Regions from separate parts of the Mus musculus genome. Here region 2 is linked to region 1. Evidence: chromatin contacts called from ENCODE Hi-C or POLR2A ChIA-PET data. All regions are on one chromosome and are shown on one strand. Each heading gives the region's core, a stretch centred on a gene start or an enhancer-like site at or near the end of the contact. The rest is flanking DNA. Distances are from core to core; before and after follow the strand shown. Region 1 holds the start of Rhob (ras homolog family member B). Region 2 holds the start of Wdr35 (WD repeat domain 35).

The links. Hi-C counts contacts between places; a loop is a spot of excess contacts on that map. ChIA-PET counts read pairs that join two places held with the same protein, here RNA polymerase II (POLR2A).
Region 2: a loop to region 1 is called in a map of T-helper 17 cell, with 2.4 times the contacts of the local background. The contact joins the promoter of Wdr35 here to the promoter of Rhob in region 1. A Hi-C loop is called at or near these places in 1 of 37 maps with a recorded cell type or tissue (T-helper 17 cell). POLR2A ChIA-PET finds 5 or more read pairs at or near these places in 1 of 5 experiments (embryonic stem cell).

Annotation. Positions count from the first base shown.
Region 1 is chr12:8,497,285-8,503,230 of GRCm38, reverse strand. It overlaps Rhob (ras homolog family member B), which reads left to right and starts at 3,222. Exons shown (of 1, transcript NM_007483.3): 1 at 3,222-5,570. The coding sequence starts at 3,599. The coding sequence ends at 4,189.
Region 2 is chr12:8,971,889-8,977,834 of GRCm38, reverse strand. It overlaps Wdr35 (WD repeat domain 35), which reads right to left and starts at 3,834. Exons shown (of 27, transcript NM_001159527.1): 1 at 3,656-3,834; 2 at 2,784-2,901; 3 at 401-472. The coding sequence starts at 3,679. Matn3 (matrilin 3) reads right to left here. Exons shown (of 8, transcript NM_010770.4): 8 at 5,807-5,946.

The sequences.
Region 1 (5,946 bases), core at 1,973-4,472:
GTACATTGTAGCTGTCTTCAGACACTCCAGAAGAGGGAGTCAGATCTCGTTACGGATGGTTGTGAGCCACCATGTGGTTGCTGGGATTTGAACTCCGGACCTTTGGAAGAGCAGTCGGGTGCTCTTACCCACTGAGCCATCTCACCAGCCCCAAATTCATTCTTTTTAATAGCTGAGTAGTACTCCATTGTGTAAATGTACCACATTTTCTGTATCCATTCCTCTGTTGAGGGGCATCTGGGTTCTTTCCAGCTTCTGGCTATTATAAATAAGGCTGCTATGAACATAGTGGAGCATGTGTCCTTCTTACCGGTTGGTTGAAACATCTTCTGGATATATGCCCAGGAGAGGTATTGCTGTAACCGATTGTAAAATAAAAATATTCACAAATGCCAATTTCAAGTGCTTTTTTCATATTTTTTAAAAGAAAAAAGTTATGAATACTGCCACAAGGTGGCGCTAAAATCTAGTGAAAAATTCCAGTGTCTGGTCTGATCTAGTAGGGTGTGATTTACAGCCGCCCCTGGGGGAGGGAGGTGCAGTAACAACAACAAAACCCACAAAACAAACAAAGGGCAGATAAATTAGGTTGCAGACTAGAAATAGATCGGTTTGAAAGGTAAGTATGACTTTGTTCTCCTTCATACACTGAATTTTTTTTTTTTTTTTTTTGGTTTTTCGAGACAGGGTTTCTCTGTATAGTCTTGGCTGTCCTGGAACTCACTCTGTAGACCAGGCTGGCTTTGAACTCAGAAATCCACCTGTCTCTGCCTCCCAAGTGCTGGGATTAAAGGCGTGCGCCACCACCGCCCGGCTTCATGCACTGAATGTTAATAACTCTTGGAGAATTAAATCTAGTCATTGCCTTGCAGTGACAGTGCACTTTGAAGGGTGTGGGGCCTGACAAGGGGATACTATAAAACTCATCAGCAAGTTTGGAAAAGTTAATGCTATAAGCAGTGAGCTAGGTCTTTGAGGCCGCCAGTCCTGTTTTGAGAGAACGCCGTTTCGATTCTTCTCCTTCTTTACTTCGGCATAACTTGCCCACTTTGTATTTTTAGCAATTACTTCGATATAGAGATTTGAGCTTGGAACACCCCGTATGATACGTCTGGAAATCAGGAAGCCGGTGGCCGTAATCCTGCTTCCTGGTTCTTTGTATTTAAGTCTTTGAAAGAAGCACACGGGACAAAGCTCTGGTTTATATTTTCTTAATATTTAAAGCTGAAGGACATAGCCAAGATTCCCAAGCTATATTAAGACCACGGAGAGCAGAGCTAATAACACAGCAATCAAAAGGTTTAACTACGAGGAGAAAAATATGTGTAGATAAGATTTTTCCCCTAAAAGGCATGTGTGGGGTGTGTGTGTGCGTGTGTGTGTGTGTGTGTGTGTGTGTGTGCAAAGTGACTTCCTCAACCAATGACAAACCAAACCATGTGACAGTTCCTTAGGTCTGAAAAACTAAAGCAGAGAAAAACAGAGACTGGGCCCTGCAGTGGGGATAATCCAGAATGCAGGGAACACAGCTCTCCCCCACTGATGGAACACTATGGCTTGATCATATCTGTCCAGATACACAGAAACTGTAACATGGGGATTATATGTGAAAACATTGGCTGCTTGTGTTTGGTCTGATTATAGCAGGATCTGATGTTAAGAACTAAAAAGTTCCACTTTTGAAAAACTGGGTTAGCTCCCAAAGTCATTTACCCCTCCCCGTTGTTTTCTCTCTCTGTCTCATTTGGTTGCCCAGACTGCCTAGACTTGGAAGGCCAACCCCTGTGCGTCCTGTGTGGCTGGGTCTACAGGTGGGCAGGCCTACCACTGCACGGACCATTTTTACTGCTTCTTTAGGGCCCAGCATAGTGCTAGGTCTTCATGATGCTCAGGTGGGAGGAAATCCTGGCCCTCGGACAACTCACAGTCCAGAGAGAGAGACAAAGAAATGGGTCATAAGGTCATCATGACATGGTCACTGAGAAAGCTTTCTCTTAGCTGGTACCCCTAGCCTAGCCCTCCATGAGGACCCCACGCAGCAATGTTAAGCCATTTCCCCACTTTCTTTCCTCCTTTTTCTTTGTTCAGTTTCTCTTGGGGGCGGGGTAAGGCCCTCTTTGACGCCCTTTGCAGCTTTCTGTCTTTCCTATTTCTTACAGTGGACTGGCTTAAATCCTTTAAGATAGGAAGAGGTGTCATCTCCTGCAGGAAGTGGTAATTCACGAGTTAAGACCTGGTGTGTATGAAGAAACTCCATCCTCTGTACAGAAACCGTGTGCCCACCGGCAAGTTCCCTGCGAGGCCGCATGCCTGCTTTCCCAGCTTGAAGCTTTTCATCTGCTCCATGAGAGTTGTTGGGATAGATGGGTTTCCTTGCACAGTGTACTTCAAGCAGTTCTCTGGCTTTAGGGCGAGAATCAGATGTAATGTGGTAGGACTGGGTGAAGGTTGCCTGCCCAAGCTGGGTGCTTTCTTTTTCAGCGGAGTGCCCTGCACCTCGCTTTCCTTTGTCCTACAGCTGTGTGTCTCCTAGATTCCTCCCCTTATCTTCTTCACCCGGAGACCTAAGTGTGGGCCTTGAAGAGAAAGCCGAGAGGGGACTCACCCAGGCCCACACAATTTACTGTTAGCCTTTCTCAGTGAAAAGGCTGCCCTGGGTAAGTGTCAGAATTCGGCCCAGAGCACACGAGGGGTTAGTTATCTAAACAAAGTTAAGAAAGAACGAAACCCTTGGCTAGGTAACAAAACCGTGCACCGGTGTCTGTTTAAGTGAAAACAAAACCACGTTAAAGGCGCCGCCCCTCCCCCATGCTTGATCACCCGTAGTTCGCTCGGAAGCTAGATAAAGCTGAAGCCCTGGGAGCAGCCAACGCCCCACAAGAGTGTAGCTCGTCTCGGAACTGCCCACCCAGACCCGGAGGGCTCCAGGCTGCCTGCTCCACGATGTCGCACTCAGAGAGGCTGCGACGAAGGCGGGGACCCGGCGGCCACACAACCCCACGGGGCGGGTCGCCGCGCAGACTCCACAGTCAACGCCTCTCCCAGCCCCGCGGACAGGGCAGTCAATCAAGCTAAGGCGAACCCGCCTTCGGACTGCAGCGGGCGACCAATCGGAGCCAAGCTCCGCAGCGATGAGCTCAGCCCTATGGCTTCCCATTGGGTGGCTATATTAAGAAAGTGGCCGGACTCTTTAAATAGCGGGCGCTAGGGCCGCAGCCCGCATCTGCCACCGCAGTTCGGTTGTCGTCGTCTGCGCCCCTGTACCCTAGGTCTAGAGTGAACCCGCCCCGGGAAAGAAGCTAGGCCGGGTCCGCAGCATCAGCCATCACTTCGCACAAAGCAGCGCAGCTCCGGGACCGCCGAGGACCACAGCGGCGCGGCAGCGGCGCGGCGACACTCAGTGCACCGTATGCCCCTGCGCCCCTGCCGAGGCAACCGGAGCGCCCCGAGAGACCGCGCCGCCGCGGGGTCCAGGTGCAGTTAGCGAGCCTAGCCCGCAGCGCGCAGTCGCGGGAGAGCGGGGAGCGGCAAGCAACAGGGAGCGGGACGGCGGCGAGGCGCTCGCGGGCCCCTCCTGCTGCCCGCGCCCGGCGAGCTCATGGCGGCCATCCGCAAGAAGCTGGTGGTGGTGGGCGACGGCGCGTGCGGCAAGACGTGCCTGCTGATCGTGTTCAGTAAAGACGAATTCCCCGAGGTGTACGTGCCCACCGTGTTCGAGAACTATGTGGCGGACATCGAGGTGGACGGCAAGCAGGTGGAGCTGGCGCTGTGGGACACGGCAGGCCAGGAGGACTACGATCGTTTACGGCCGCTCTCCTATCCGGACACCGACGTCATCCTTATGTGCTTCTCGGTGGACAGCCCGGACTCTCTCGAGAACATCCCCGAGAAGTGGGTGCCCGAGGTAAAGCACTTCTGCCCCAATGTGCCCATCATCCTGGTGGCCAACAAAAAAGACCTGCGCAGCGACGAGCATGTCCGCACGGAGCTGGCCCGCATGAAGCAGGAGCCAGTGCGCACGGATGACGGCCGCGCCATGGCGGTGCGCATCCAAGCCTATGACTACCTCGAGTGCTCGGCCAAGACCAAGGAGGGCGTGCGCGAGGTTTTTGAGACGGCCACGCGCGCCGCGCTGCAGAAGCGCTACGGATCCCAGAATGGCTGCATCAACTGCTGCAAGGTGCTATGAGGGACGCGTCCTGCCTCACGCCCTTGCCAGCGTGGCTCCCCCTCCTTGGCCCGGTCGCCCACGAACCGGGAGAAAGGGAGACCCATGCCCCCAAGGACACCACCAGACTGCCTGACATCTGCTGGTGGCTCTGGCTGGTCACGCTGAGAATTAGCGTGGGCACCGAGCTCCCCCTTCCCAGTGTCTGTGTGTGTCCAGCTGTGTGGCACAGGCCTGGGCACCCTGCTGAGTGCCAAGGGGTTCCTGAGCATCCTTTTCTAAAGAGCCAGGCCTCAAAGTGTGGTTGTGTGTGTGTACGACTCCCTACACCCCACCCGACTCCTGCCCCACCCCCGCCTCTGGTTTCCCCAGGGGCACGCAGAGTGGTTGCGCCCCCAGCAGGTTTGCTTGTAACCAGCAAGCCACTACTGTTGCTCCATGTCTGTAACATAGACCCCTGGAATGGCGGGAGGGGAGGGCTGGGGGGAGGATGGGGCTGTTACATAAATACAGATTTTATTTTCGGAGGCAGAATGGTATTGTTTAGTGGTGTGTGGGGCGACCAGGGCCCAGAGCAGCTCCTTTCCCAGGCTGGGTCAGGCGCCCACCCATCCAAGCATGAACTGGACTTGGCCATCTTTCCACACCCTGGGGAAGACATTTGCAACTGACTTGGGGTCGAGAGGAAGCAGCTCAGACAGTGTCTCCTGGGCCAACCCCCAGCGAACCTCCGGCAGAGGATCCAGGGTGTGCAGTGGGGTCACTTTTGCCATAAGCGAACTTTGTGCCTGTCCTACAAATGAACATTGTTCAGCTCAAGAGACTATTGTTACTGAATTTATTTAAACGCTGAAGCTTTTTGTTGTTGATGAAAGAGTTCTTTGCACAATTGTCCCATTGTTTGACACCCAGTGTACTTGTCATTTGCATAAGACAGCATTCTGACCACACTTGTATGCTGTAACCTCATCTACTTCTGATGGTTTTTTTAAAACTATGATGACTCTAAGATTACAAAAACAACTAACTTTTGCTTTGTTTTCTTGAAAAAAAAATGTCAACAGTGTGAATTTTTTCTTTAAATTTGTGTAGCATACGCAGTTTTGGTAAAGGAAGGCAACAGGTATTGGGGTCTATTTAAACCCCCCCTCCCACAAGACAAGTCTCTTCTGTGTGAAATTTTCTGTACGTTCCATGTGCAGAGAAAAGCCTCCCCCCTCTCCCCCCCGCCAGCCCAGTGGTACTTCTAAATTGTCTTGTTTTGTTTTTGTTTTATTTTTTTTAAATAAACTGACAGATGACAAATGGTGAACTTATGATGTTTACATAAGAGTTCTATAAGCTGTGTATACAGATTTTTATGTAAAATATTAAAAGACTATGATCATGACATTTATAAACAGCTCCTGTGGCTTAATAGTGTCAGAAGATGTCTGAATTGGGGGTAAGGGAAGAGTTCTTGTGGAGGTCCTTTCTGGCAGTAACTGCAGCCTCTCTATAGTAGTAAATATGGCCATGAGCCTGGCACCTTTTAGGGGCTGGGTGACCCTGAGAGGCCAGGTTATTCCTGTCAGATTCCCGGAGGAGGCTAAGCTTGTCGTCCATCAGACACCCAGAGTGTACTAATTATTGTGAATTTAGTCCCATTAGGTGAGGACAAAGGTCTTGGTTTGACTTCATCTATAGGTCTTTAAGAAGTGTCTGAAGTTTATTCTGGGCTCTACTACTCTCACTTCAACAATAAGAAAGGTTGCTGTTTGTGAATGTTAAACATAGAT
Region 2 (5,946 bases), core at 2,585-5,084, 470 kb before region 1:
CAGATAACACAATTTTATAATGTAGAAATTAATAGCCAGGGTTTTTCAGATTTATCAGAGATAGTATTTCATTTCTGCAAAAGTGTTAGATAATATCCCAATTATCATATCAGACATACGAATTATGGCTTAATAAAAATGATTACTATCAATGCTATTTTTTTTTAAATAATAGTATTTAATTTAACATGTTCGTTTGACATTTCTCCTTTAAGTAGATGATGACTTAAATGAAGTCAGGTGGTGGTAGCACACGCCTCTAATTCCAGCACTTGGGGGACAGAGGCACAGGATGTCTCTGAGTTTGAGGCCAGCCTGATCTACAAAACAAGTTCCAGGATAGGCCAGGACTACACAGAGAAAACAACAAACAAACAAACCAAAAACTTAAATGACTCACCACTATGACCTTCAAGATTTTGGTTCATGGAAAGGTTACTAGGGGCGGCTAGACCCCTCAGCTTTGAGTCATCTAAAACAATCAAAAAGAAGTCTATGATTAAATATATAGAAGCAAAAGGGTACAAGATTTTGGCATATCTTGAGTTATTAGAAGGGTATGTATATGTGAGATATTATACAAGTTTTTAAGTGTTCTTTCTTCTGACTCATTTTTCTCCTGGTGTAAAGATGAGCAGTAACATGCAGATGCCTTGCAAGACATTGTTCTATCAAAATAAAGGAAAGTGCAAGAAGATTTAGCTCAATGTATTAAATATGCAACCACCATTACTTAATATTCTCCTAAGAGATCATAAGTAGAAATATGAACATACAGACATAAATTAAGATCTGTAAAAACGTATAAGGGACTAAATAGCCAAGACGTTAGAGTCTAGTTTTTACTGTTTCCCAGAATGTCATGGTAATTCATGCACTCATTCATTCATTCATTCATTCAACAAATGGTGATATGTACACTATGTCTAGGCACTATGTGAAATTCTGGCTATAAAATAAACAAAACAGTCTTTTCTCCTTCCAGAAAGCTTGCATTCCATGGGAGTGGGAGGGTCAGACAGTACATACATGCAATTATAATTTGGGAAAGTGGAGGCAAAATAAGAAATAGTAACAGCTGGTTAATTAGAGAGAAGTGGGCACCAGGGCAGCTTTTTAAAGAAATAACATCTCAGCTGAGACGACACGTATGGCAAAGAGATTCAGGGAGTGGGTGGTCTCCTAGGATAGCAAACAGCGACAGAAAAGGCTCTGAATCTTTCAGGAACCAAAAGAGGACCTGTGCAGATACAGAGGGAAATGACCACACATGGAGCTGCAGTGACGGCCACAAGAAAAGGCATGACATATTTGAAGGAAATTACAAGAACTTTACAGTTTATAGTCACTTAGAAAATGTGTTAGACATAAAACAGAACACTTAAAACATTTATTTTAAATATACAAATGTTATGATAATCTTAGGGGTTTGCAGAGATGTAAATGATAAAACTCAATCCTTAAGAAATCTGCTCTCTATGATACTATGAGTGGGCTGAAAAGATGGCTCTGTGTTAAGAACACTGGTGCTCTTTCGGAGGACCCAGGCTCAATTCCCAGGGCCAACATGGCATCTCACAAACATCTGTAACTCCAGTTCCAGGGACTGTGACACTGTCACACAGACACACATATAGGCAAAACACCAATGAACATAAAACAGAAATAAATCATTTTTAAAAGACACTGTAAAAAAATATTCTTTATTCTCAAAACAGAGAAAAATCCCTCAAGTGTTCTCTAAAACCAGCAGTTTTAATTATCTGGCTGCTATCTCAGTAAATTTCTCAACAATATAAACACATGGTCTGGTACTGCACTGAGTAAGAAATGTTAGCTCTGGTATGGTAGTATGCATCTTTAATCCCAGCACTCAGGAGGTAAAGGCAGAGAGATCTCTGAGTTCTAGGCCGCCCTGCTCTACAGAGTGAATTCCAGGAACCCAGGGCTACACAGAGAAACCTTATCTTGAAAATATCCCACAAAACAGTTCTCAAATGTGTGTGTGTGTGTGTGTGTGTGTGTGTGTGTGTGTGTGTGTGTGAGAGAGAGAGAAAGAGAGAGAGAGAGACTTTTTAAAAGACCAAGTGGAAATAAAATCAATCAAGCTGGCATGAGAACAAAAATCTGATAATACTGATAAATATCTTAAAAAAAAAAACAAAAACAAAAACAAAAACAAAAAAACACTTTACCAGTAACTGCTGGATCTGAAAGGCAATAAATAAGGCATCTCCTCGGGAGATGGCTGAGTCAGTAAAGAGTTTGCTGTGCAAGTGTGAGGGCCTGACCTCAGAGCCCCAAAACTCATACCTAACACAGGGATCAGATCACGCTCCTGTAATCTCAGAGAGGACACAGGAGGCAGACACAGATGGAAGTTTTCAGGCCAACTAGCCTGTCCTACATGGCAACTTCTCAGGCCTGTCTCAGAAGACTCTGCCTCAGAAACAGTGACAGGAGGGGCTTGAGAGATGGGTCTGTGGTTAAGAACACGTGTTGTTCTTGAAGAGAACCAGTGGTCAGTTCTCGGCACCTACAAACCATCTGTAACTAGTTACAAAGGAAAAGATCCCATGCCCTCTTCTGGCCCCCACAGGCACTACATGCATGTGACACCATAAAATACGTTCAGGCAAAACACCCATACCATAAGAATAAACCCCTTTAAAAAAATTAAAACTTCATAATGACAAATACCATAAGTAGGTCTCACTAGCCACTAGCCACTAGCCACTGCTTTCTACCAGTTTCACACATCTGTACTGGTGATGATCACTTACCTGTCTGTGTCTCGAGTCTTAAAACTTTCAGTAATCCATCCTCACCGCCACATGCTATGAACCCTTGGTCCTTGTTCCAGGATATACATTTCAGCTTCACATTATTGGGAACAGCAATCTGTAAACACGAATCACAGTGATGCTAGCTTTTCACGAAGGAGTTGGAGGATCTCCATCCAGGAGATATAGACAGGCAAACATCTTCCAAGAAGAAACCTGCCCGAACTTGTCGTAGCCCATGTTACCAATCCCAGCACTGAGGCAGAAGGGTGGAAAGTTGGAAGCTGGCCTGGGCTACACAGCAATATCCTGTCTCAAAAAAGAGCATGAAAAAGGGAGAGAGAAACAATAACGCCCTGCAGCAAAATGAACTATTATGAAAATGGCTGTGGTCTTCTTAAATGTTCTGAGCCCTAGCATTCTGTAAAGAAGTGCACATAAAGGAAGGTGATTGCCAAGGAAGCGGGCGGGAACGGGGTGGGGGTGTCTGAACTGAGGCGGGAACTGAGACATAAATTCGTATCGCTGCTGCTCTTACTTCCTTTCCCACACCACACTTATATTTCTCTCTTAGGGCAGACTGTCATAATCTACCTTCTGGATCAACAAGTAGCAGAGGAAAGACCACCAGCGCTTGGTGATCACTTTTTATCACTGAAAAGAAACTTGGCATGACTGGAATGTGGAAGAATCCTGAGAAAGAGCTGCTGGCTCTGCCAAGGACTACCGGAGCACAGAGACCTGTGAGAGGAGATAGGTGACAGGAAGATGGAGAAGCTGCCTGGCAGCCGCCTGCAGTCCCGGGAGAATGCGGGCACCGGCGGGCTACAGGAATGGAGGCGGCGCGACGGCGGTCCCCAGGAGAAACTCACTTTCTTGCTCAGGTAGAAGAACATCGTGGGAACTCGGAGAAGACGACCCACAGCGGTCAAGGCACGCTAATATATAACGGGTTCTACACCTCCATTTGCGAGCACTGGTGGATCGGAGAAGCTCCCGTCGCCTGGCAACCACCGCCGCCCAGTCGCATCCGGGGCGCTTAGAGAACTTCCGGCGTGGCCTCCCGCCCCGTGTTGGTCGTCGTGCGCCTGCGCGGGCGATGGGGCGGCTGTGTAATTGGTGTGGGGTGAAGTTGATCAGTTCTTCAATGCCTTGGCTTCGAGCCTTTCTGCTCTCAGTTTAGCGATCTGCCATGCGTATCTCTCCCAGCGCCGTCCCTTCATCCCCGCCGCTGTGTTACAACATCACGCTAATAGTCGTGCGTCAGGAGTCAGTATAAGCTAAAGGGAGCCCCTTCCAAAAAAGGTCTCAGGAGTTCTGTGTTTTCTCTCTAACCGCTCCACCCGACCCCGACCAATATTCTTGAAAAGAACGTCAGTTGTTGCATTTGGTAGGCTGGCACCATCGGACAAATAAAAAATGGCAGTGCAGATGTGCATTTTGAGGACTGCCTTCTTTGAGAGAACTACAGAGCCCTCTGAAGCAATTTAGGAGTGGGCACTATTATTTTGCGTTGGATTAGGGTTCTTATGGCTGCGACAAAACACCATGACCAAAAAGCAAGGTGAGGAGCTTGAAAGGGTTTAGTTGGCTTACACGTCCATACTGCTGTTCATAATCTAAGAAAGTCAGCAGGAACTCAAACAGGGCAGTAGAAACCTGGAGGCAGGAACAGATGCAAAGGCCATAGAGAGTTTTCTTATAGAACCCAGAACCACCAGCCCAGGGATGGCCCTCCCCAATCAATAACTAGTTTTTTAAAATGCCGTACAGCATTTCAGATAACTCTAGTTTGTGCATCAAGCTGACATAGGACTAGCCAACACAGAATCCTTAAAACACCTTAAAAATTATGTCAAGGGTCCTTGTAATGGGAGTAATATGACCTTTGGGTCATTAAAGCTACAACTACATTGTGGCGTACCCTCCCGTTTCAAAATATGTGAGGTGTTAGAGCTTTTCTATCCAGAGAGTGATTTTTCTATATTTCTCTTAACTTTTTGTACATCTTCCCTCGTGTGTGCATGTATGTGGAAGCACATGTGCAGACCAGAGACCTACATCATGTACCTTCTTCAATAACTTGCCATCTCATTTTCTGAGGCAGGATATCTCCGTAACCTTGGAACTTACAGTGTGGGCGAGACTGCCCCGCCAATGACCTCCAGCATCGCTTGATCCCCTCTCAACACGGGGGTTACAGGTGCAGCACAGCTAACCAGGCTTCTAGGAGTGCTGGGGATCCAAACACTTGTCCTCATGTTTGCAGCAAGCACTTCACCCACTGAGCCATTTTCCCATGTCCCCATTGTCCTTTGGGGTATCCTGATGTTAACAAAGTTCCCAAATCTAGACATTCAGGTGGATCCAGTCCTGTGGAGGTATTTGGTCTCACCCATTTTTGTGTTATTTTTGGTTTTCCTTTTTAACATAATCTGCAACTATCAATATTGGCTCATATATCCTAGTGTGCACTTCATACAGAAGTGTTAAGTTCCCCACTTGAGTCTTCCCTACCACAAGCACACAACCTTTGAACCCTTTGACTTCAGGCAATTGTCTCACCACATCTAGAAGTTAAGGGTCCAAGTGTTTTTTATTTCAGTGTGGATGTTCCTCAAAATCAAACAACAACTAAAACCTAAAGATAGATCTACCATATTATCCAACCATGTCACTATCAGGTACATACCCAAAGAATCGGAAGCAACATAAAATAGAGATGCCTGTACCCCTGTGTTTAACACCACACCATTTACAATAGCCAAGTGGCACAGTCCATTCATAAATTTAAAAAGTGGCATGTGGGGCTGGAGAGAGAATGTTCAGTGGTTATGAGCACTGACTGTTCTTCCAGAGGTGAGGGTTCAATACCCAGCAACCACATGGCACCTCACAACTGTCTGTAACTACAATTCCAGACATACATGTAGGTTGTGTGAGGACCTGACACCCTCACCACACAAACATACATGCAGGCAAAACACCAATGCAATACAAATAAATAAAGTTTTTAAAAGGTGGCATGTATACACAGAGGATTATTATTCAACTATCAAGAAGAAACAGAAGATAATATCCAGACATGATTGGGATTCTGAAAATGTCACAGTGAGGGGCTGGCAAGATGGCTCGGCAGGCAGAGGCACCCACCTCCAAGCCT